Regions from separate parts of the Homo sapiens genome. Here all the other regions are linked to region 3. The links are chromatin loops, found by intact Hi-C in ENCODE. Cell type or tissue: heart right ventricle. All regions are shown on one strand. Region 1 overlaps TNS1 (tensin 1). Region 2 overlaps TNS1 (tensin 1). Region 3 overlaps TNS1 (tensin 1).

What was found. Hi-C counts contacts between places; a loop is a spot of excess contacts. Peaks named below come from ENCODE experiments on the same cell type or tissue, not always from the same donor. Only the 100,000 strongest peaks of a DNase experiment are listed, where the experiment ranks them.
Region 1: it touches region 3 in a loop (2.6-fold over the local background); 17 of 110 quality-filtered maps call a loop at or near these places.
Region 2: a loop joins it to region 3, with 1.9 times the contacts of the local background. A loop is called at or near these places in 10 of 110 quality-filtered maps.

The regions. Positions count from the first base shown.
Region 1 is chr2:217,859,293-217,867,292 of GRCh38, reverse strand. The region is part of intron 18 of TNS1 (tensin 1); the gene reads left to right. Among named protein-coding and RNA genes, the nearest start is that of SNORA115, 30 kb to the right of the region's middle. RefSeq lists an enhancer at 1,901-1,960. In heart right ventricle, no CTCF peak of the experiment used is centred here; a DNase peak (open chromatin) is centred at 3,189; H3K4me3 peaks cover 380 bases; H3K27ac peaks cover 7,693 bases.
Region 2 is chr2:217,846,058-217,854,057 of GRCh38, reverse strand. It overlaps TNS1 (tensin 1), which reads left to right. Exons shown (of 33, transcript NM_001387777.1): 19 at 4,971-6,548. Among named protein-coding and RNA genes, the nearest start is that of SNORA115, 16 kb to the right of the region's middle. In heart right ventricle, no CTCF peak of the experiment used is centred here; DNase peaks (open chromatin) are centred at 2,619, 3,527 and 7,635; H3K4me3 peaks cover 482 bases; H3K27ac peaks cover 8,000 bases.
Region 3 is chr2:217,796,885-217,804,884 of GRCh38, reverse strand. TNS1 (tensin 1) reads left to right here. Exons shown (of 33, transcript NM_001387777.1): 33 at 282-5,094. The coding sequence ends at 426. Among named protein-coding and RNA genes, the nearest start is that of DIRC3, 10 kb to the right of the region's middle. RefSeq lists enhancers at 5,526-5,575, 5,606-5,675. In heart right ventricle, a CTCF peak has its summit at 3,474 (motif pointing left); DNase peaks (open chromatin) are centred at 4,444, 5,214, 5,734, 7,094 and 1 weaker place; H3K27ac peaks cover 7,916 bases.

The sequences.
Region 1 (8,000 bases), 62 kb before region 3:
GAGATAATTTTTATAGACAGGGCCAGATTGGCCTTCATAAGGACTGTATTAATTGATGCTCCCAGACAGTGATTTGGCTAGGGATGAGGAGGAGAATCTATCCGCCCACCTCCTTTAATATGCACCCCCCAATATGTGAGATACTGTTAGGTACCCATAATTTCTTGTACTCCTCATGACTCTCCTGTGACCTGAGTTCTCTTGTTCCTATTTCACAGATGAAGAAACAAGCACAGAGAGGTTAAGTAACTTACTGATGCTTACACAGCCAGGTAGGGGTAGAGCTTGGATTCTGACACCCACCATTTCTCAGCATAACATTTCTCACCATTTCTGACAAGGGTAGGAGTCCTGAGGAGCCCTGCCCTGCTGCCCCATGCAGTTGGGGTTTGAGAACCTAGGGAATAGGAACTGAGTTAAAGTGGGAAGCCTGCCTGTCCAGCTCTGCCCAATGCTGTGCCTGTGTCCTGGAGACCCTTGCAGGCCAGTGATGGGGGAGGGGAGAGGCCAGCCCAAGGGATCTGGAGCCACAGTGGCTGAACTGGCCAGCCCCAGCCTTCTCCCTGTCCCCTCCCTCTGCCAGCCCCAGTGGAGAGGCCTGAGAGGCTGCGGACTAGCTAATTCTGCTCTGGTTGAGGAGCTGCCTGCCGCTGTCTGCCGGGTCAGCTTGCTCCAGGGATTAAGTTTCAGCATTTCACTGATGAAAATAAATCAGCCTCTTGATTGCCCTGCATGGCCCTGGGAACCTCTGCAGCCTGGTGTGTGTTTACAGACTTCCTGTAAGTCCCCTTTTCTGTCCTAGCCTCAGGGACTCCATGGCTGCTGCAGAAATAGCCTCAGACAAGTTTGGAGCCTGAAGCCACCCGGGCAGGTCCAAGCAGGAGAGGAGATACAGGCCTGCCAAGTCCAGGGGCTCTGGGATCCAAACAGTGCCTGGTAGAGCATCTTCTCTGAGTTGTATCCTTGAGGATCCAGATCCAAACAGGACTTTAGGGATCACCTATACTTGCCCTCTGCCATTGCACAGTGGAGTAAACTGAGGCCTGTCCAAAATCACCCCTTAGAATTCTGGCTCTTTGGCTCCTAGTCTGCTGCTGCAGCCAGGCAGCATTTTCTTTAGGTCTGTTTGTTACACCGTGGCTGGTTAGAGATCTAGGGGCAGAGTTGGAGAGGTGAGTTTTAGCTGCTGCTGGAAGGATGGAGGTCTGACATTCAGGAGAACCCTCTTGCCTTTGGGGGATCTGAGTAACAGGAACAGGTGCCAGGACTAGATTTTCTAGATTTTCTGAAAGTTGAGGAGAAGAACCTTTCCACTCCACGCATCTGTCTAGGTAGGATGAGTGACCATGGCTTGTGGACATGGGAAAACAAGGCAACTTCTAGAGGGTTCTGACAAGGTCCTAGCTCATTCTTGTGCAAAGGGGACTCAGGAGTCTCACCCCAAAGTCCCTTTTCTCCTGCCCCTCTTTCTTTGCTCAAGCATTATTTACACTCACAAGACTATCCCTCAGGGACCTGGGGTGTCCTGCCTCAGACACTCCTGGCTCCAGAATACTGGACCTCAGTTGTTCAATCCCTGGGCCATTTATCTCCCTGTGCCCTGGGAAGCAGCAACAGAGCTGTTGATGGATGTGGGGAGCTTCAGACTGCCCAATCTTTACATCTTTACAGCCAGTCGATGCCCTGGCTGCTTATCTGGGACTTATGCCTTTGATTGCTTAAAAAAATTGTTAGCAGCAAAGTGTTCTTTGATGTGTGTTCTTCTCCTTCTCCAGGGGCAGTGAGATCAGATTTTGATATGAAAGCTCAAAGCTTCTCAGCTCTCTCCTTCTTCCCTGCCTTCCTCTCTCTGTCTGCACATTGCTTGAGAACCTTCGAGAAGCAGATGGGCGCTCCTCATGTGATGCAAAGGCAGAAAGGCCCAAGGGTGGTGCCCTGGCTTCTGTCTGCCATGCAGGCCTGTGCTTCATGGTTTGGTGGCCTCTGCATAAGTGAGTCACTTTCAGCCTAGCCCTAGATGGGCTTATTTGGGGAAGGAAGCAGATACCCACCCAGATCCTCCACCCACCTCTGCACCTACTCATGCATGTAACCACATGGACTCCTGTACTCATAGCCACCTCTCATGCATGGAGCCACAGGGACCCCTTGACTCATAGTCACCTCTCACACATGGAACCACATGGACCCCTCTGCTCACAACCACCTCTCATGCATGGAACCACATGGATCCCTCTAGTCATAGCCACCTCTCATGCATGGAAGCACATGGACCCCTGTAGTCATAGCCACCTCTCATGCATGGAACCACATGGGCTCCTCTGCACACACCCACCTCTCTGCATGGAACCACATGGATCTCTGCCCCACTGCGTACCCCAACTCTGCCCCACTGCGTACAGTATTGGGAGCTGTAATTATAAAACTGCCCAGCCAGTTTGATAACCCAACTTATATGTGGATGCTGAGAGAATGGGCCTGTTTGGGATCAGGAATAGTGATTGACCTCACTTGCAGAGATGGTTTCATTCGTGTGAATTATAAACCAGCCCTGAGGCAGTGTTCTACTTGTTTCCAGAAATGCTTTGAGCTCTGGTAGCATTGTGAGGATAAATGCATAAAATTCCCAGGGAACCAGTTTGATGGGGACAGTGCTCACTTGCCTGCTGGAGTTTGTTATAAACCAGCATTGTGACTTTATTGTCACTCTCCACTCCTTTTTTCTTGTTGGATCTTCTAAGATCTAAACCTTTGCCTCCTCCATCTCCTTTCTTGTTTCTCCTTCCTTTCTGGGAAGCAGAAAGAGCATGAATGTCAGAGTCAGACTGGCAATGTAATCCTGAGCAAGCTCCAACCCCTGAGCCTTAGTTTCTTTATCAGGAAGATGGCATAACAATATCCACTTTGAAAGGCAGTTGTGGAACCAAGCAAGGGAACTTCCATTAACGTGCAGGCACATACTCAATAACATGCCTGCCTCATTCCATTCTACCCTCTCCTTCGCCCTTGCTCCCAAAGCCCCATATACCCTCTCCCCATTCAGTGAGGACTGCCACTGACATGGTGTCCACGTCCTGGGAGCAGTAAGGGTGGGGAGAAGCAGAAGCGCGGTGAGTGGATATGTCCCGACCCTCATCCAACACAAACATCTGCCTGGGAGTTGACAATTCCCTTCCTGAGTAATCCTCTGGCACTAGGGCTCCTGTCCTGTTCTTAGGGAACATGCTCCTGGGCCTGGCCCTGCCCACTGCCTTCCTGGGATGGGAAGTGTGAAGACCCTGGAAGGCTGAGGCCCTGCCAGGGGTGCCTGAAGCTTGTCCTGCTCCGATGGCCCTGTCTTCCCTGTCCACTGGGCTGGGAGGCAGGGAGGAGGTCCTGGGGAGGTCTAAGGACATGTTTTCATCACATATGCAGCTGCTGTGCCCACCCCAGGCAGCGGGCCCTTCCTCCCTCTATCCCCAGACGTTTGAACCTTGACACCATGCCTATCTTGGGAGACCCCTTCCTTCTCCTGTCCTGACTGCTCCCTCCAGCCATGTCTTTCTCTTCCTTGATGGCTGTCCATAGAACCAGAAGTTTTAGAGTTCAAAGCTTATCTCCTCCCACTCATTTTACCACGTTGGAAACTGAGTCCCAGGAAAAGGAAATCACTTGCCCAAGTTTAAGCAGTGAAGTAGTGGCCCAGATGGGGTTGAAACCCAAGACTCTTGAGTCTTAGTTCGGAGATCGGTCTATTACACCCCAGGCTCCTTCATCCCTCAGTCTAGCTCAGGGCCTCTCACCTGTGGTACTATTGGCATTTGGGACCAATACAATTGCTTGGGACCACCACAACAATTGCTTGTTGTGGGGGTCTGTCCTGTGTATTGTAGGATGTTTAGCAGCATCTTTGGCCTGTACCCACTAGACACCAGTAGTATTTCCTCCAGGTGTGATAACCCCAAATATCTGCAGTATTGTCACACATTCCCTGGGGGGCCCTGGCTACCTGGGGGTGCTCCTCTTTCCTCTAACCTCTCATCTTTGTGATCTCACCTGTCCCACCTGCAGGGTGTGAAGTAGTCTTTCACTGGAGACACTCTGTTCTGTTTCCTCCTTCTGTTCTGGGACCCGGCTGCTTGGAAACCAAAGCACTCAGCCATTCTGTTCTTTACGAGGAAGAACAAAGAGCCAGGCCAGGAATGTTGCTTTATACCTACGAATGAAAAGAAAGAACTTGACAGGAAGGGACTAAGCCTTGGAGGGGGTGACCAGGGAGGCTGGGCCCCCTTCCTCCCTGGAGAGACCCCTCAGTGTGGGTGAGGGGCCCTGGCCACCTGGCTCCAGCTGTAGGTCTGCTGGCTGGAAGGATGGTCTGGAGGGAATGGGGGCATTTGCTTGACCTACAGTTGGGAAGTGTGTCTTCATTGTAGAATTGTCCACCAATATCCTACTTTCCTCGCACAGCTAGACCTGCAGACATTTGTGGTTCTTCTGTAATGAGAGTTCACAGTCTCTGAGCACCCATCTCATGGCATCTGACTGAGATCTGGCAGTGGGGAGGACTCCCTCTGAGAGCCAGGGGCCCTGGTGGCAATCTCACTCCAGCACTGACCATGTGTGACAGTGGGAAACTCTTCCCTTCGCTGACTTGGACAGATGAAATCGGGTGGGTGGGTTGGGCCCAATGAACTCACAACATCCTCTGGCTTGACCATGCGGGGATTCTAGGAAATTGCCTGGGCTGACTGCCCACAGTGCGGTGCCATGTGGCAAATCTGGGGTCTTGAAGAATCCTTGGCACCTGAGAAGTTTCCAGAAGGTATCCAGACCCACCCTCCTACCTCTAGAACTTGTGTTTTATGAAACTGCCCTGCTCAGGGCCACCTCAGGGGGTACAGGGGATACTGGGCTGCCTCTGAAGACAGAGTAATACCATCATCTTTCAAGCTTAGTTTAACCCACCCACTATTGGGAAAGACTTTTCTCCTGCTATTTCCTGTAGTTTGTTTTAAGAAAAAAAATTGTCTTTTTTTTTCCCCCAAATAGAAACATGGTAAGACGAAGTGTATTCTTTTTTGAACCAGATTTGCCATGCCCTGCCCTCTGCCCAAGCCCCCAGGAAGTCCTTTCCTATTTATGCATGCAGCTGAGGTTGTGCCCGTCCTTCTCTCCTTGTGGTCCTTGAGGCTGAATTCATCTCTGCAGGTGGAAGTGGCAATGCATTTTCAGGCACACCATTGGCAGTAATCAGTGTTGGGATAGGCTCAGTATTTGTTAATGGAATGGCATCACATCCTTGTAGTCTGCACCATTTTGGAAGCCTCTTCTCTATGCTGGCCATTCCAGGCCATGATTTTTGAGCAGAGATCGGGTGGGCCAAATTGTATGTCCTGAAGCTTAAGCACTGGGTGTGATACATATGGGCTGGTGAGATAGGGTCACAGAGGTACTGCTCAGGGGGCACAGGGCTAGGGAAGGGAGACGGGGAAGCCCACGCTGCACTACTCGTGTTCTGTCCTTTGGAGCACTTCTGTGTTCTGTACACTGTGCTGAGAGCTTTTCATGTGTTATATCAGTCTTTGCACTACTTACTGAGATACAATGACTAGTATACCCATTTTACAGATAAGGAAACTGAAGCTCAGCCAAGTAATTGGCTCAGGGTTGCCTTAAGCTAGTAGTTGGTAGTATCTGTATTCAAACCAATGTCTGACTTCCAAGTCCATGTTCTTAACCTGGCAGATGCTGAAGTGATGAGAATGAGAAGGGCCAGGCATAATCTTAGGCTGCATTAACAAAAGCATGGTTTCCAGAAAATGGGAGGTGACAGGCCTGTTGTGCCTCTTTTAAGTCAGAGCGCCCACATGGGCTGTTTGTGGGTCCCTTGCTTCAAAGTGATAAAGAACGACTGGAAGCAAGTGCAGAGAAGCAACCAGAAAGTATGTCAGGCTCAGGGACTTGCAGGGAGAGGGGTTGCCTGTCAAAGGGGAGATTCAGGAGGGCAGGCACGTCTCATTCAGTATCTGAAGGGCTCTAGCGAGGGGGCGATTGGCTTGTTCTGACCCACTCCATCGGGCACTGTAAGGCCAGTTAGTGGAAAAGAGGGCTCCAGGGTGTTTTTTCCTATGTTGAGCTAAAATCCACTGTTACGGCCCCCTAAAGATGAGCTGGGCTTTTGGAGGAAGACAGTAAAATCCCTGTACCTGGAAGAATTTGAGTACAGCTAGGAACAGTTTTTGCCAAACCTGACTCTCTTATTATTTGCAGCTGGGGAGCATTTTCAAATTCAAAGTCCCAGGCCCCATTCCAGACAGTTTTGCCTCTGTGTGGAGCCAGGGGATCGGGGTTCTTATAAAACTCCCTGGGGGCTTTCTAGTATAGCTAGTCCCCCTGGATGATAGTGGAGAACCATCAGATGGGGTTGCCACTGGCAGGAACTATTGTGTGGTAGTGTTTTCCAAAGTAAGGTTCAGGTTCCAAAGTATGGTCAGACTGCTAATTATATATGAACTGATATTAGGTATATTTATTTTGATGTGTATTGGAAAAAAAGGTATGTATTTTGCACATTCAATCTGGGACATCATGGATATTGTGCTTAGAACTAGTTTAAGTTAAATGAAGTTTATTTTTATAACTTACAAAATAATAATGTAGATGATATTCAGATGGACAAATAAACATGAAGGTTGCGTGCAAACAAAATCTCTGCTAATACTGTTGTGGGTTGGTTGGGGTGGGGACAAGTGGGTGAACTGGGGTGCCTTAAACCTTTCAAGAGCCCGAGGTTTGTTGGTTAGTTCTAGAAGACTCTATGGAGGTAGGAGGATAATTGCAATAGTTTGTCCAAACTGTGGTCTTCCCCAGGTGGAGCCTGAGGCATAGAACCCCTCTGCTTCCCCTCCCCTGGTCTCCTTATTTTTAGTGGTCTCTTTGAAGTCTGTGACACCGAGCTGTCCCATTTTATCTCATCAGTGAAGATAGGTCAGTGGCCAGGGTACAGGGCACTGGGTACCATTTTTGTTCTTCCCCTTATTTTCTTTCTTTACCCTCAAAGAACAGCAGCCAGAGAGGGGTGCTGAAAATGGCGAGGGGCTGAGGGCTCAGGTGTCTGAGGGGAAACACAGGGAGTAGTTGGGCTGTGCCTGGCAGGGCTTTCCCTCCCAATCTCGCTGTACCAAACTTAGCTGGGAAGGTCTGGGCACGAGGATGGGGTAGCCATAGCTCAGGGCAAGCCTGTGTCTGTGGAAGCATTTTGGGGTTGCAAACTAACTGGGGCCCTCTGCATGGAGACACCAGTCGCTGAAGCTCCCACTGGCCTGGCCGCAAAGCCCAGATCACCTCCTGTCCACTCTGAGAATTGGGTTGGGAGATTCAATTGATATGCAAATAAGTCACAAACAACATGTTAATAAGAGTGGGGATTTGGTGTCTTATTATCAGTTAGGGACTCCTGGCACTTTCCAGGGCACATCAGGATAATGGTGGGAACTTGAGGGCCGTTCACCTGCCTTTCAGCTGCATGGCTCTCGGATCTGGGTGGTTGGGAACGAGGGTGAGGCATTGCGAACTCTGAAAAGTGATACTCTGCTATTCATGATTTCCACAGATGGGAACAAACAGAATACCAATAGCCAGTCAATTGGAAGCATCTCAGGTGGCCTGGAGGATCAATATACCTGGCCAGACACACACTGGCCTTCCCAAAGTTAGGCCCTCCAAAATGTCAAGTTGCCAAGCCAGAATCCAAAGCTTTGCACTGAGAACTTCATGTTGGGGCTCCTGTCCCCTCCTGGAGCCCTGCCTGGGTGACACCCCAGTCCTTCTATTCAGGTCCTGTGTTCACCTCTGGGAAGTGCAGGACCCTGTGGGGTTTTTTCTTTTTCCTTTTCCAAGCCAAGGAAGTGTTCTGGCTCCTGGACTCTGCCCTGTGGAGGGGAAAGGGGGAGAGAGAGGGAAAAAAAGATTTCCACCTTATTGTTCAGCAGCTGGAAAATTGTTGTCATCTGTTCTGCCTT
Region 2 (8,000 bases), 49 kb before region 3:
GGTCCTGAAATCTAGATTTTTAACAATCTCCAGAGGAGGTTCTTGTGAACATCAGAATTAGAAAACAGCTGCCCTGAAACCGTGTGACTTTAACATCCCCTATTTGTTTCCTTCGTTCTTTTTTAAGTGTGTGAGATGGCTGCATCCTTACTTTCCTGCATCCCAGCCTGAGCTGCATGGCTAGTGCCGCACACACCTCTGCACCCTTTTCTGGGAGGGAGCCCCGGGGAGTGGGTGCACACCCTAGTCAGCTGGGGATTTTCCTCAGAGCTTTCCAAAAGCATGACTCGTGCATCTGGATTATGGCTGCCCTGGAATAAAGGCCCCGTGGTGCAATCAAGCTCAGCATCGAGGGTGGAGTCTGGAACTCTCTGCAGCTGCTGAGAAGAGCAGGGAGACATCCTCAGACAAAGACAGTGGGGCCATGGAGAGATTTTGGGTTTTGCAACCACCAAGAGGAATGGGCAGGACACTGGACCTTTCAGCCCACAAGAGCAGATGTCCAGGCTGGCTGGGCTTGGGGCCTGGAGCTCTCCACTTGGGGCTGCCTGCAGCTTGTGTTTCTGCTTCAGTTTATCCCACTCCATTGTCACCCGTGACAATGCCCACAGCCCCCAAACATGCAGACCCCTCCCTCTAGCCCATGCCCCATTGTTCTGGATGTCCAGCCTCCTCTCATCTGAGATGCATTCCCCTGAACTGATCACTCCCTTTGTGGCTGCTGGGACTTCAAGAGGATGGCTCTGGAGACCCCTCAGATTAAGAGCTGTAAAGCCACCTCCCCAGCCTCCCTTAAGTCCCTCTCTTATCCTCCTCTACCTTATTTCACTCCTGTCCTCTCTGCCCCCGTCTCTCTTTTGCCCTTCCTGCCTTGATGGATTGAAACCAACATTGTGTTCCGGCTTCTTGTGGTCCCGGTAAAAAGCTCTAATGTGGCCGTGGTGGATGGTGAGAAGGGAATGATGAGAGTGTGTGTGCCGGAGTGGGGGCTGGGGGACTTTTGTCTTGTCTCTGGTGGGAGGAGGAGGGGCACGTGCTCCACAGATCCTGCTGCTATGCTGGGGTTTCAGCAGAGTCCTCATCAGGGCTGGACAGGCCTGGGATCAGCCTGGGTATTCTCAAAACCTCCCTTGGATAGGAAGAGGACAACTCAGCAAAGGTGCTGAGTGGCCTGGAGGGTGCAATCTGGGGCCAAGAGACATTTCCATTTGTAGTTAGCGAACAGGAGTTAATTAAACAATTTGCATCTGTTCGATTTTCTTACTATGCCTTAGTGGCTTGGCTATGATTGTTCCTGATGTTGTTGCTGCAAACAGGAGCCCACTTGGGGATAGATTACATGACAGAACAAGTTTAACATTGACATTTTCAAAATCGATGCTGAGTGGGGCTTGGCCACAGGGGCAAGGAAGGGCTGAGATATCAGGTAGTCAATTCTCTCTCCTGCCTGGGGGATGCCTTCATAGTTTTTCTGTTAGTCATGACTGAGATGCTGCAGGGGCCTATGTGCTTTCTGATTTGAATTTGCCCCCATGGCTCTCACTGTGGAACATGTCTAAGTGGGGAAGCCACTGGACACACCAGCCTTTGCTTTGCAGCTCCCCACTTCTCAGACCACATGAGCATGAACGTGGGGGATGAGGAGGCACAAAGGATGGAGGGGATCACTGGCCCAGGAGGGAAATTCTGGCACCTCACAGTGTAGGTGGCAGAGGGGGTGCCCTGGCTCAGGAGGGGGCCTGCAGCTTTCTAGGGACAGTGAGAAGGAAAGCCAGCTCTTCAGATTTCGGCCAACTTGTCCAAGGGGCCCCATCCTCAAGAGAACCACCCCAGAGCTATGAGTGCATCAGAGGCTCCTGTCTTCAGTGCTTTGCCCCCTAGAAACAGGCGGCTGGGGTCTCTTCTTTTTTTTTGAGATGGAGTCTTGCTCTGTCACCCAGGCTGGAGTGCAATGGTGCGATCTCGGCTCACTGCAACCTCTGCCTCCCAGGTTCAAGTGATTCTTCTGCCTCAGCCTCCCGAGTAGCTGGGATTACAGGCATGTGCTACCACGCCTGGCTAATTTTTTGTATTTTTAGTAGAGGTGGGGTTTCACCATTTTGGCCAGGCTGGTCTTCAACTCCTGACCTCAGGTGATCCACCTGCCTCAGCCTCCCAGAGTGCTGGGATTACAGGCATGAGTCACCATGCCAGGCTGAGGTCTCTTCTTTTATGTGTAGCAAGGAGCTCAGTTCTTTGGAGAGAGTGGGCATGAAGGTCAGCCTCCCTCATCCTACAGGGAGAGGACCCCTTTACGATGATAATAGGGGGTTGGAAGAGGCAGCTGTGCCTGGTCCTGCATCTTAGCAGCCTTTAGGGGTCTAGGCACAGGGCCAGGTTGGTGGAGATTCAGAATGTATTTTAGCCAAAACCCCTTTTCAGTTCAGACCAGCCCTGGGCCCTGGGCCCTGGGCTGCTGCAATACTTTGGTCCTGTGTTGTCTGGGGCTGGTGTTGGCTGAGGTCCCAAAGCCTTGGGGAAAACTGGGGGCAGAGGGGTGGATCTGGAGAGGTCAGTAAATGAGGAGGGCATCCAGTCCCTGGGGTGTGTGTGTGTGTGTGTGTGTGTGTGTGTGTGTAGAGGGATGCAAGTGCCTGGTGGAGCATCTTTGTGCCAGTTCTCTGTGTTGTAACATGGCTGGCCTGTGGTCTGTGTGTGTGTATGTTGATTGGGATGTTCCTGTTTTGTGGTTGTCTGATCACTTGTTTTTGGCCATGGGCTTCTGTCAGAGTGTTTATTTTTAGAGGCTGCCACTTCTGGCCTAAGGGCTGATCCTTGGGCATGGTAGGAACATTTGTATTTTCTGAAATATTTGTGGCTTTAAGTATTTATTTGGGGGTATTCCTGCCTGTTATGTGTTTATTCTAATTTGTGTGTATGTGTGTGTGTGTGTGTTTGTGATATGAGGGAGGTGTAGCATAATAAAAATTACATACTGTTTGAAGGAAATTAGCTCTGATTTTAAATCTTGGCTTTATCAGGTAGCATTGTTGGCACATAAATGGTTTCCCCTCTCAGAGGCTCAGTTTCTCCCTTACTGTGATGGGTGTAATACTGTCTGGCTCGGAGGCGATGGCTAGAGAGGATGTGCGTGTAGAGTGCCTGGCGAAGTGTTGGCGTTTGCGCTGTGCTCACTGCACGGTGGTCACTGTTGTTGGTATTTGTGTGTACATGTTCATGCCGGTGCTGTCTGACTGTGGTTCTTGGCATTGTGTGGCACCTAGTGTGTGCTCATGCCTGGGTGTTTCTGATTTGGGTGATCTCTTACTGTCTTTTTGTCTGGCTCGGTGTGTGACTGCTGGTGTCTGGCTGGAGCTGGTGCAGTCTTTGGGAGCTGGCTTTTTTCCTTGCTAACGGAGAGCCTGGATTAGAGTAAGGGGAGGTGCGTGCGTGCGTGTGTGTGTGTGTGTGTGTGTGTGTGTGTGTGTGTGTGTGTCTGTCGGGGCTGGTGGCTGGGCTGCTGACTGTACAGGGTGTGAAATCACTGAGTTCCTCTGGGCGGGGAAGTTCTTCATTCCTGAGTCAGCCCTTTGGCCCCGAGCCACCCAGCGCTCACTTTTTCCTTCCAGAGAAAGTGTTGCTCAGGGGGGTCCTCAGAGCTGTCTGCAGACAAGAGGACCCTCTCCCCCATGAAGACATCTTGTTTTTGTGTTCACGATCCCTAAGACGCTTCCCCTCCTGCCCTAGTCCCTGAACCCCCTGCATCAGCACCCTATATGCCCCCCATCCTCCAGCATAGGAAAAGCGTGTCCCCTCTGGCACAGGGACTGTTGGCTTGGCTGAGCCCCACCTTGGCCTGTTCTTCAGGGGCCCCCGGGCTGGCTCAGAGCAGTGGGATCAGGATGCTCGTCTTTGCAGACCTGCTGTGATCCTGCCCGGCATACCTTCCCAGGACCCGCGTCCCTTTCCTGGAGTCTTGAGTGGTATGGGCTGAGCTTGCTGGTGGAGGGGTAGGGGTCCATCAGGAGTGGGCAGTGCTGGGGAGGAGCTGGGAGGAGCCTCTGGAAATGTGGCAGTGGGCAGCATGAATGACATTGTATCTCTGAATGGTTCTATCACATCCTTTGCATTGAGCTGGAGACAAATCTAGCTGAGGGCAAGCTTGTCTTAGAGAGTCCCAGCTCTGCCTTCAGCCTCCCTGCCACCACCACCTTGGGCATGGTGGGGCCCTTTGCTGCACCCTACTGCCCTCCTGGGTTCTCCCCCTGCTTCCGTGGGCAAAGGCTATCCTCGGGGCGACTGGCCGTCCATGCTGATACCTCTATGGGCATTCAAGGCAATGGCTACTCTCCTGGCATTCTGCCTCTAATCCAGAGTGGGAACTCCAGACATCGAAGCAGGGGTGAGACTTTTTGAGATGGGGTGGCGGAGGGGACTGAGGATGCTTTGGAAATGGTCATTCAGGAATTAATGATACTCATAATGGTGATGGTTAGGGCTCCCAGCTGTTGAACTCCCATCACGTGCCAGGAACTGGTCTCAGCATGTCATGTGTCAACTCATTTAAACTCAAAGCACAGTGTATTTAATGAATATTGGCAATTTCAGATGGTTCAACCAGATTCTATTATTATCCCCATTTTATGGACCAGGAGGCTGGCTCAGAGAGTTATTCATGCCTCTGGTCAGGAAGCTGGTGAAATGCCAGAGCTAGGCTTGGGACTGGAGCGATTTGCCCCCAGCACTTCCTGCTCAGTGTTGGGCTCCACTGCCCGGCCCTGAAGCTGAGTGTTGGTGAGGCTCTGCCCCAAAGCCTGGGGTAGAGGTCTTTCTGTCAGCTCCCCTTTTCCCCACCTCAGGGTGGTGAGAGGAGGTTTTAGGATGCAGGGCATGGGAGCTCTTAGCTTCTTTCTCTGGCAGAGTGGATGATACCCCTGCCTCCCGCTAATGTCTGTTGTCTGTTGTCTCCCCTCCGGCTCTGTCCCTTGCAGAGGTGGTGGGACACACGCAGGGGCCACTAGATGGGAGCCTGTATGCTAAGGTGAAGAAGAAAGACTCCCTGCACGGCAGCACCGGGGCTGTTAATGCCACACGTCCTACACTGTCGGCCACCCCCAACCACGTGGAACACACGCTTTCTGTGAGCAGCGACTCGGGCAACTCCACAGCCTCCACCAAGACCGACAAGACCGACGAGCCTGTCCCCGGGGCCTCCAGTGCCACTGCTGCCTTGAGTCCCCAGGAGAAGCGGGAGCTGGACCGCCTGCTGAGTGGCTTTGGCTTAGAGCGAGAGAAGCAAGGCGCCATGTACCACACCCAGCACCTCAGGTCCCGCCCAGCAGGGGGCTCGGCTGTGCCCTCCTCTGGACGCCACGTTGTCCCAGCCCAGGTTCATGTCAATGGTGGGGCGTTAGCATCTGAGCGGGAGACAGACATCCTGGACGATGAATTGCCAAACCAGGATGGTCACAGTGCGGGCAGCATGGGCACACTCTCTTCTCTGGACGGGGTCACCAACACCAGTGAGGGGGGCTACCCAGAGGCCCTGTCCCCACTGACCAACGGTCTGGACAAGTCCTACCCCATGGAGCCTATGGTCAATGGAGGAGGCTACCCCTACGAGTCTGCCAGCCGGGCGGGGCCTGCCCATGCTGGCCACACGGCCCCCATGCGGCCCTCCTACTCTGCACAGGAGGGTTTAGCTGGCTACCAGAGGGAGGGGCCCCACCCAGCCTGGCCACAGCCAGTGACCACCTCCCACTATGCCCATGACCCCAGCGGTATGTTCCGCTCTCAATCCTTTTCGGAAGCTGAACCCCAGCTGCCCCCAGCTCCGGTCCGAGGGGGAAGCAGCCGGGAGGCTGTGCAAAGGGGACTGAATTCGTGGCAGCAGCAGCAGCAGCAGCAGCAGCAGCCTCGCCCACCTCCACGCCAGCAGGAAAGAGCCCACTTGGAGAGTCTTGTAGCCAGCAGGCCCAGCCCTCAGCCATTGGCAGAGACCCCCATCCCCAGTCTCCCTGAGTTCCCGCGAGCAGCCTCCCAGCAGGAGATTGAACAGTCCATCGAAACACTCAATATGCTGATGCTGGACCTGGAGCCAGCCTCCGCTGCTGCCCCACTACACAAGTCCCAGAGTGTCCCCGGGGCCTGGCCAGGGGCTTCTCCACTCTCCTCCCAGCCCCTCTCTGGATCCTCCCGTCAGTCCCATCCACTGACCCAGTCCAGATCTGGCTATATCCCCAGTGGGCATTCGTTGGGAACCCCTGAGCCAGCCCCACGGGCCTCTCTGGAGTCTGTCCCTCCTGGCAGGTCTTACTCACCTTATGACTATCAGCCATGTTTGGCTGGGCCTAACCAGGATTTCCATTCAAAGAGCCCAGCCTCTTCCTCCTTGCCTGCCTTCCTTCCGACCACCCACAGCCCTCCAGGGCCTCAGCAACCCCCAGCCTCTCTCCCTGGCCTCACTGCTCAGCCTCTGCTCTCACCAAAGGAAGCGACTTCAGACCCCTCCCGGACTCCAGAGGAGGAGCCATTGAATTTAGAAGGGCTGGTGGCCCACAGGGTAGCAGGTAAGAGGTATTCAGTCCTGACTCCTTCTACCCCTTCCTTATTTGGTCTTGCTGGGGGGAGGTGCAGGTCCAGCCATGACCCCTAAGCAGATGTTGCTTTCACTGGTGGGAGGAGGCTCTCAGGAGCCTATATGCTAGCCAGTTATCCCTTCCTGCATTCATTGTCTGATAGGCACCAAGCCAGACACCAAGTTTCAAAGTTCAATGTCAAGCAATTCCTGCCCTCAAGAAATTTACAGTCTAGTGAGCGGACAGATACACAGACAGATGATTTCATTAGAGAGTAATGTGTACGGTGACAGAGGTGGGACCAAGATCCCAGAGCCTGGGAAAGCAAAGCTTACCACCTAGGGCAGTCAGGGAAAGCTTCCAGGAGGTGGTGACTTTGGGGTTGGAGTACAGACTTTCTAGACACAGAGGAGACTCTGCAATTGCCTGTCGTGCTGTCTGTCCTCAGACTTTAGTTCCTTGGGGGAGACGTGGAGAAGGCTGGAGGGAGGCCTTTGTAGACTCAAATTCCCTCTTAGGTCCCGCTCCTAGAGGCCATGAAAGAGTCCGAGAGGGTATCCTCAAGCCCTTAGGCTCTATCTGCTGGGGCGGGGAGGCCAAGGTTCCCCTTCTAAGTCAGTTTTCCTGTTAGTCTTTGCTGAGGACCAGCCCTGTATGGGAAGTAGGTGCTGAGAGACAAAGCTCCTTTTCCTATCAGAGAGTGGGCTTCTCTTTTGGGAGAGAGGAAAGTGGGACACTCAGAAGAGCTTTTGGGGAGACAAAGGCAAGAAATGACAGCATGTCTGGGGCCATGTTGGGAGAGACAGCTGCGAGGTTCCCTTCCCACTGGTCTAAGCCTATGCCCATTCCACAAGGGTGGCTGAACTTGGCAGGAAAACCTGTTGGGTGACTTTATTCTGGAGGTGGAGCCCAGACAGGGGTGGACCAGAGACTGTGGATTTGGGTGGACCTTGTGCCAGCCCCTCAGCTGACAGGGTGGTGGGAGCTCAGCGAGGAGGAGAGGAGCCTGGGCAGCTGTCTCTGTCCTCCACCCCTTTTCCTAAATTTAGGGGAAGCTGAGTCACCATGCCAGCTGCAGGGAGGGAAGGAAACACCCTCCCTGGAGATGGACCGTGGGTTTAGGGAAGCAGCTTGGGGCAGGCCAGCTGGCTCAGGACCTGGTGTGGGGACACAGGCTCCCTGCTCCTATACTTCAGAGCAGAGCAGAGTCCCCAGCTCCACTATTGGTATAATAGCTTGAAATTGGCCATTGCAGGAGTATTTACACCATGGAAATTGGCAATCAGCCTCACCTCCCATAGAGAGCTGGCCTAGCAGTAACAATTCCTTTTACCTGAGCATCGGAACAAAGGATGGGCAGTTCTTAACCTCGGATGAAACGCTCCATGGGTGGTCCATATGGGCTTTGACTTCTGCCTTCTCCCACATCTGGGCCCCTGAGAT
Region 3 (8,000 bases):
CCAGCCTTGTCAATCCTCTGCAGCTCCCCTCGCACCCCTTCAAAGGGGATTTCTGCCCACCCTTAAACAAGGTGGGACACTGTCTCTAGGACTTGGCTTGTGGTCAGGGGAGTGCACAGAGGATTCTCTTCTGCACCTCTCTGAGTCCCTGATGCTGAGGCCTGCTGGAGGGATGGGGAAGAGAGGTTGGCCTGAGACCAGCTTGCTCACCTGGGCTGCTGTCCACCTCCTGGGGTTCCACTTGCCCTTCCCTCATGCCCGTTGCCCTCTCCCGCCTGCAGGCTCTTCGGCTTCGTGGCCCGGAAGCAGGGCAGCACCACGGACAACGCCTGCCACCTCTTTGCTGAGCTTGACCCCAACCAGCCGGCCTCTGCCATCGTCAACTTCGTCTCCAAGGTCATGCTGAATGCCGGCCAAAAGAGATGAACCCTGCCCCTTGCCCAGGGCCAGTGCCATGGGGAAGGGGCTTGTGGGGAGGGGACCCATGAATCCTGACCACTCTTGAACCCAGAAGGAGGACTTTGGGCCAATTTCGGAGGAGAGAAGAAAGTGCAACGTGGGGAGAGGGAAGTGAATTGCAGAGGGGAGGGGGAAAAGAGAGAGAGAGAGAGAGAGAGAGAGAGAGAGAAAGATGGAGGAGAAGAACTTGGATTCCCCTGGGTAGATGGAAACTGCAAAAACCCAAAGCCTCCAAAACTAACCAGGTCCACCTAACACCCCCTCCCTCCCCTAAGAAGATGGATGTCCTCAAAAGAGAAGGAACAAACCTCCTTGGGAATCCACATTTTTTGGGGGAATGGAAAAGCTCTGTCTCCCTAACTCAACTGCTTTGCAAGGGGAAATCAAGCTGGGAGAATCTTTTTCTGGCCACCTGTGGGGTAGGTTGTCAAACCAAACAGAGCCACCGTGGGACATCAAGTGGAAGAACTTGTTTGCTTGAAAGTATCTCAGACCCAAGGCACCTCAGGTCTCTTTGCTGTGCCTCCACTATATTGTCGTGTGGGTGTGTGTCTGCACCCACATCCTCACACATTGATCTAGATCTGCCTTTATCCACTCGAATTATAAACAGCTCGGCTTGTCCTTGTCCCATGTGTTTGTAGACACACATGCATACTGTCCAAAGATTAGGGTTGGTGGTGGCAGTGCAGCAGGGGAGGGACAAACAACCAAGCTATGGGTGACAGAGGCTCTCTCCTGGTGCCTGCACCTGCACTCTAGTGACCCTGGGTGCCGCCAGACCCTTCTCTTCTACAAAGACCCCAGCAGGAGTGGGAGGGTCTGCAATGGCATCGCCCTGTCCTGCCTTGGCCAGAAGCCTGGAGCTTTGGTTTGAGGAGGTAGAGATATGTGTATCCATAGGAAGAGATCTGTCAGAACAGGCAGCTGTTGAGCTCGGGGTGTCTTCCCCAAGGCATGTGGCTCAGCAGCAAGAAAGGCAAGTTGCTCCTGCTGGGGCCCTGGACTCTGCCTTAGCTCCCACCTCTCAGCCTTGTTATTGGGTTTCATGCCCCTGGACCAGCCTTATCTCAGACCTGCTTACCTGCATGATGCCTTTTTGGGGGCTGGGGATTGAGTCTTGCTGCTCTGCCCAGCCCTGTTCTATTCTGCAGGGTCCCTGTGTTGGAATTCTCCCTGGGGAACCTACTTTCTGCTCAGTGAGGCTCCGGCCAGAAACCTGGAGTCCTTATCCTCCCCTCTGTAAGTGTTTTAGGGTCTGGCTTTTGCAGGCACCCTCTGACCTCAGCAGAGCTCCTGGGCCTGCTGCCTGCACACCACATCGCCTACCTACAATGCCAAAGCCTCACTGTCACCCTTTCTGCCTTGGTTTCCCTAGCTGAGCCACGCTGCCCATGCAGCAGAGGGCAGAAGGCTTGCACTTGGGCCAAAGGGCCTAAGGTCCACTGGACAGTTGGGAAAACACCTGACCACCATTTAAGGACTCTAAGCCAGAATGGAAAATTCACCAGGACTCCATTCTTAAGCCTATGCGAGTCCCCTAGAGAGAGGCATTGTACTGATATATAAATATTATATAATATATACATGAGACATACTGACAGAATCTGTAAGCTAATAAAATGTAAGAAAAGGTTAAAAAAAGAATAGGTAAATTGACAAGAAGTATTTATTGTTTTTCCATATTGCTTTATTGCCTTCCTTGGGGATAAACCAATTCCTATCCTTTTTTATATGTGTAAGTAAAGCCTGAAGTGTAGGGGGCCTTTGTTCTTGAAGCAGCCAGGGTCTCCTTGCCCTGGCCTTGGCCTTCCCTAGACTGTGTGGGGCTCAGCATTGGGAGGGGTTGCACATGTCCCAGCCTTTGGCCCCCTTACTTTTCAGCAAGCCAGGGGCCCAGCAGTCAGCTCCCAGGATGTGTGGGGAGCTGTCCCTGACTCTGCAGGCCTGAGCGAGTGTGTGAGCATGCGGGGACATGGGTGTGTATGGCACACATAGGTGCGTGTGTGTCTTTTGTATTTTTTCTCCTCCAAGGAGCTGTGTCAGTGTGGACGTTCTGTTTCAGGGAGTTGGAAAGGAGGGTGTCTGCAGAAGGTGGAGAGCAGGGGCAGAGGCCCCACTGGCCACCCCCTGCTTCCCAGAGTGAAACCTTGTGCCTGGTGACCAAAGTCCCTCCAAAGTGCTCTTCCTTCTGGGTTATTCAAGCCAAATATCTGGGTTTCCCCCTCTCCTCATTCCCTAGCAAACCCCAATTATCTTCCAAGATAGGAGATATTTCCCATCCCCTTCCTTTGTAAATATCTCATCTCCCACTGGAGAGCCCAGGAGCCTATTCCTGGCATGGATGTTCTGTCCACACTTGAGGCTGGGCGGTGTATCAGACCCTTCAAGCAGCCTGGCTGGGGCCCAGGACTGAGTCTGGGGTCAGCTTTCACGGTCGCTTTTCCCTTCCTCACCACCCACCACAGCCCACCTTGCATGCATGGCCAGCCCCTCCACTCCAGCCTGAGCCATGTGTGCCCCTGCGGGAGGACCCATTCATGCCAGAAAGCTGGTAACTCCCTCCCAGCATCCCTGCGGAAGGAGTCAGTTTCTGAGAGTGTGACTTTTCAAGGCGAATGATGGGGAAGGGTTCCCCAGTCCCCACAGTGGCCCCACCTCTGGGCCCTGCACCAGAGCCCTTCTGTGTCACGGCGGGCTGTGCACCCATGCACACACCTACGCACACACAACACTCCGCACTGCAGTATATTCTTGCCAAAGATTTCCTTTAAAAGCAAGCACTTTTACTAATTATTATTTTGTAAATGTTTATCTTCTTCTGTCTTCTCCCTCCCTGAATCTATTTTACTGTTGTTTATTGTTGAATCTGTGTGTCAGCCAGGAGAGCGCTGTCTGGCCTTGAACATGGGCTGGGATGGGAAAGGGTCTGGGAGAAGATGGGCAACAAAGAGCCAGGGAGTCATGGACATCGCAGCGACGCAGACCCCAGCAGGTTCAGTCCCGTGCTGCCACCAGCTGTCCAGCTGGGTGTCTGGAGGGAAGAGGGCAGAGGAGGGTCATGTCCCTTCAGCTGGGGGAGGGGCCCAGTGAGCTCCACGTGGCTTTTTCCCAAAGGGAGCAAGAGGGAAGGATTGGGCGAGAAAACAATGGAGAGGGGACCTGCGAAGGAAAACAGGGAGGAAGTGAGCGGTTTGATCAGCCTGCTATCACGGTGTTCTGGCTCTCTTATTTAGCCAGGCGCTTAAGGGACAGATACATCACATCCTAAGTTTGGGAAAGGCCTTTGACCCATGTCATCTGAGCGTCTCCTCCAGTAGCTCTGAAAGCTGTGGACACCAATGGCCAGGATTCCTTCTCCCCTGGTTTTTGAGGATCCCTGGGTCTTCTGAGACTGGCCAGGAGAGGGATGGTGGGGCCAGTGGTTGTGTGAAAGCAGGAGGGGCAGCCCTCCTGGACAAGTGTGATCCCCCTATAAACGGCTCTCAGGAGGTTAGTGAGTAGGAGATTCTGCCTTGTTCTGATGAGCCTGTGCAGGGGCTCCAGGGGAGCATGCTGTCCAGGGGGCACAGAAGGGTGGTGAGTGTGATCAAATCTAGTCTCACTCCCACTTTTTAGTCTCACTCCTACTTTTGTCCACCACCCCTGCCTCCTGGATCTTCTCCCACTTTTTTTTTCAGCTTTAGGACCTGGGGAGATCCTGTGAGTCAAGGCAGACACCCAATCCTGCCCCCACACTCGGGGTCCTCCAAGAGGTTGGGGGGCAGAGTCCCAGAGCAGCCCTTTACCCCAGGTCCAGGCCCTGGAATCCTGAGACTCGCGTTTCCTTGGCCAGTGGTAACACAGGACGTGTGTGCGCATGTGCAAGTGTGGATGTATGTGTGTGCGTGTGTTTTGCTCATTTCTTTAGGGAACTTGGGAGTCGGGGTTGGAGGTGCTGGGCAATGGAACTTCAAATTCAATGTCGCCCAGCAGTGAGGGGAGTCGGGAGGTGAGGCCTGTAGGCCAACCAATTGGTGGAGTCTCAGCGATAGCCCAGGTGAGAAGTGGTTCACCCAGAGGGGCAGGGTGGGGGCCTCGGGCAGATCTGTCCCTCTTGGCACCTCTGTCCTCAAATGTCCAAAATGTTGGAGGACCTCTGTTCATATCCCACGCCTGGGCTCTTGCCAGCAGTGGAGTTACTGTAGAGGGATGTCCCAAGCTTGTTTTCCAATCAGTGTTAAGCTGTTTGAAACTCTCCTGTGTCTGTGTTTTGTTTGTGCGTGTGTGTGAGAGCACATCAGTGTGTGCAGGCTGTGTTTCCCCATTTCTCTCCTCCCTTCAGACCCATCATTGAGAACAAATGTAAGAAATCCCTTCCCACCACCCTCCCTGCCTCCCAGGCCCTCTGCGGGGGAAACAAGATCACCCAGCATCCTTCCCCACCCCAGCTGTGTATTTATATAGATGGAAATATACTTTATATTTTGTATCATCGTGCCTATAGCCGCTGCCACCGTGTATAAATCCTGGTGTATGCTCCTTATCCTGGACATGAATGTATTGTACACTGACGCGTCCCCACTCCTGTACAGCTGCTTTGTTTCTTTGCAATGCATTGTATGGCTTTATAAATGATAAAGTTAAAGAAAACTCTGTGCCGTTATCTATCTGTGTTGTTCGGACAGGGGTCTGCCATGTCTCTGGTGGGCAAAAAGGGGCCTCTCCAGAGATCCAGGTGGGCTTCAGCGATGCCTCTAGTGGACAGCTCAAATCCTCCCAGCGGCCTCCCCACCATCTGCGTGGTGGTTCTGGTTCCCTGTGTTTATTCATTTGGACTCTTTCAGCTGCAAGAGAAACTCAACTCAAACTTGTTTAAGAAAAAGATAAGTTTCTTGGCCCGAGTGACTGAGAAGGCCAGGCCTAGCTGCATTTAAGGGCTCAAATGGTAGAATCTGGAATTCATCCCCATCACTTGGTTCTGAGTTGGCTTAACTTTCAGGTAAGCTGTATCTGAGTGGCGGTGCCCCCAGATGCTCTGGGCTTCCATCCCACCAGCTCGGTAGCTCTAGGAGAAAGGGGGGCTCTTTTCTCCCAATGTTCTCAGCAAGAAACTGGGACATGCGATCATTGGCTGTGATCTGGATCCTGCCTGGCTCATATGATTAACTCGAAACCAATCATTCTATCCGGATCTGGGTCACGCAACTGCCTCTGGAGCCTTCTGAAACTACGGGGACTGAGAATGGGGAAGTGGTTGATCCCGGAAGGAGTGAGGTCTGTCAGAGACAGGGGGAACACGGGTTGTCAGGCAACATCTATTGGGGCCTGTGCCCATCAAGTGGCAAATGTGTGGTTCACTCGTGCACTAGGCCCAGGGCTCCTGGGCAAATTCTTTGGAATTCAGAAAGTTTGGGGGTGGGACCTATTGAGACATGCCTAGCACAGCACAGGGGTCTCTGGGAGATCCAAAATACTCAGTGACGTGGTGCTAGCTCTCCACTGAGCTCACCATGTGGCTGGAGGAGGCTCAGATCAGCTTATTTGAGCAGGTTTGTGCTGAGCCCCCTCAGTGACCCTCACGGTCCTCGTGTGGGCAGCCTTCTCAAGCTTTTGGGTCTTGGGATTCCTTTACATTCTTAAAATTATTCAGGACCCCAAAGGGCTTTTGTTTAGAAGGATTATATCTTTTGATCTTTTACCATAGTATAAATTAAAACTGAGAACATTAAAAATACTTAATTCACTTCCATAGTGATAAATTCATCACATGTTAATATAGAGAGCATTTTTGTGAGAAATAATATTTTCTAAAACAAAAAGCACTGGGTGAGAAGGTGACTTTGCTTTGCATTATTATTATTATTATTTTTGAGACGGGGTCTTGCTCTGTCGCCCAGGCTGGAGTGTAGTGGCACAATCATAGCTCGCTATGACTAGCCTCCACCTCCTGGGTTCAAGTGATCCTCCCACCTCAGCCCCCAAGGAGCTGGGACCACAGGTGTGCGCCACCACACCTGGCTAATTTTTTAATTTTTTTTTTTGTACAAAAGAGGTTTCACTATGCTGCTCAGGCTGGTCTCGAACTCCCGGGCTCAAGCAATCCTCTCTCCTTGGCCTCCCAAAGTGCTGGGATAACAGGCGTGAGCCACCATGTGCTTTGCAGTTTTTAAAGGCCTAATCATGTCTGGCTTAGCAGGAGATAGCTGGATTCTTATATAAGCTTCTGCATACAATCTGTTGCAATATCACCCATCATGGGCCTCTGGAAAACACTGTATACTTGTGGGAAAATGAGCAAAAAAAAGTCAAATAATGGCTTAATAGCATTATGAAAATGGTTTTGACCTCAACACTCCTGAAAGGGTCTCAGGGACCCCTGGGGTCCCCGGATCATACTTTGAAATCTGTTGCTATGAGGGATACAAGACACAGGAAACTCAGACCCTGTCCAAGGTGGAGACTGAACATGTCTTGCACCCTGCTCTCTGTTAGGTATCGTCATGCTGAGTCATCCCAACAAACCCATGAGGTAGGCGCTGTTATACACAGGGACAAGTAAGGAAACCGAGGCTCTGAGAGGTCACACAGTTTCTAGCTGGCAGAACTTGTACTCAGCATCACCACCACCGGTGAAGGCTGGCACTCAGCCAACACCTGCTACGTGCCAGAGAGCCTGTGCTAAGCACTTGGGTATCATTTCTCACGCACGTGCACCTGAGAGGTAAGGGCTATCCTTGTCCTCATTTCACAGTTGAAGAAACTGGAGTTCAAAGAGGTGAAGACACTTACTCAAAATCACAGAGTTGGGGTAAGTGGCCCAGCCAGGCTACGAACCCAGGTGAGCTGACTTCTCAGCCAGGCTCTTCCTAGCTCTTGCCTCTTTCTCTGCTCTCAGGGCTGGCTTCTGAGGGGAGAGACAGACTCTGATGAGCCATGGGCAAGTGGGAAGCCAAACTGATGTCACTGGTCAGATAGGGGGTCACGGGCTAGACTGTAGGCTGGCTTCCCAGGGTGTGGACCAGGGCTCCTGGGTGTGTGATGGGGGAGGTCAGGAGGTCATCCCCTGACACTGGCCAGCTGCAGAGGGATGTAGGTACCTCAGGGGTGGGCCTGGTACAGGGGAGGAGTGTCTGATGAGAGAGACAAGCTACGGCCTGTGAGCCGAGCTGATGCAGCTGGCCTTTCAGGGGACTCAGCAGTGAGGTGGCTGTGCTCTTGGTGCCTCAAGGAGGAGGAAGTGGATGGGGCAGCAGTGGAGGGCTCTGGTTGAGGAAGGGCAGCTCTTCTGACACACATTATCACACAGAATACCCAAAGGACCTTTGCATTTTCTTTCTTTCTTTTTTTCTTTTCTTTTCTTTCTTTCTTTTCTTTTTTTCTTTCGAGACAGAATCTCACTCCGTCACCCAGGAGGCTGGAGTGCAGTGGTGCGATCTCGGTTCACTGCAACCTCCGCCTCCCGGGTTCAAGTGATTCTTTTGCCTCAGCCTTCTGAGTAGCTGGTATTACAGGCACACGCCACCACTCCCGGCTAATTTTTGTATTTTTAGTAGAGATGG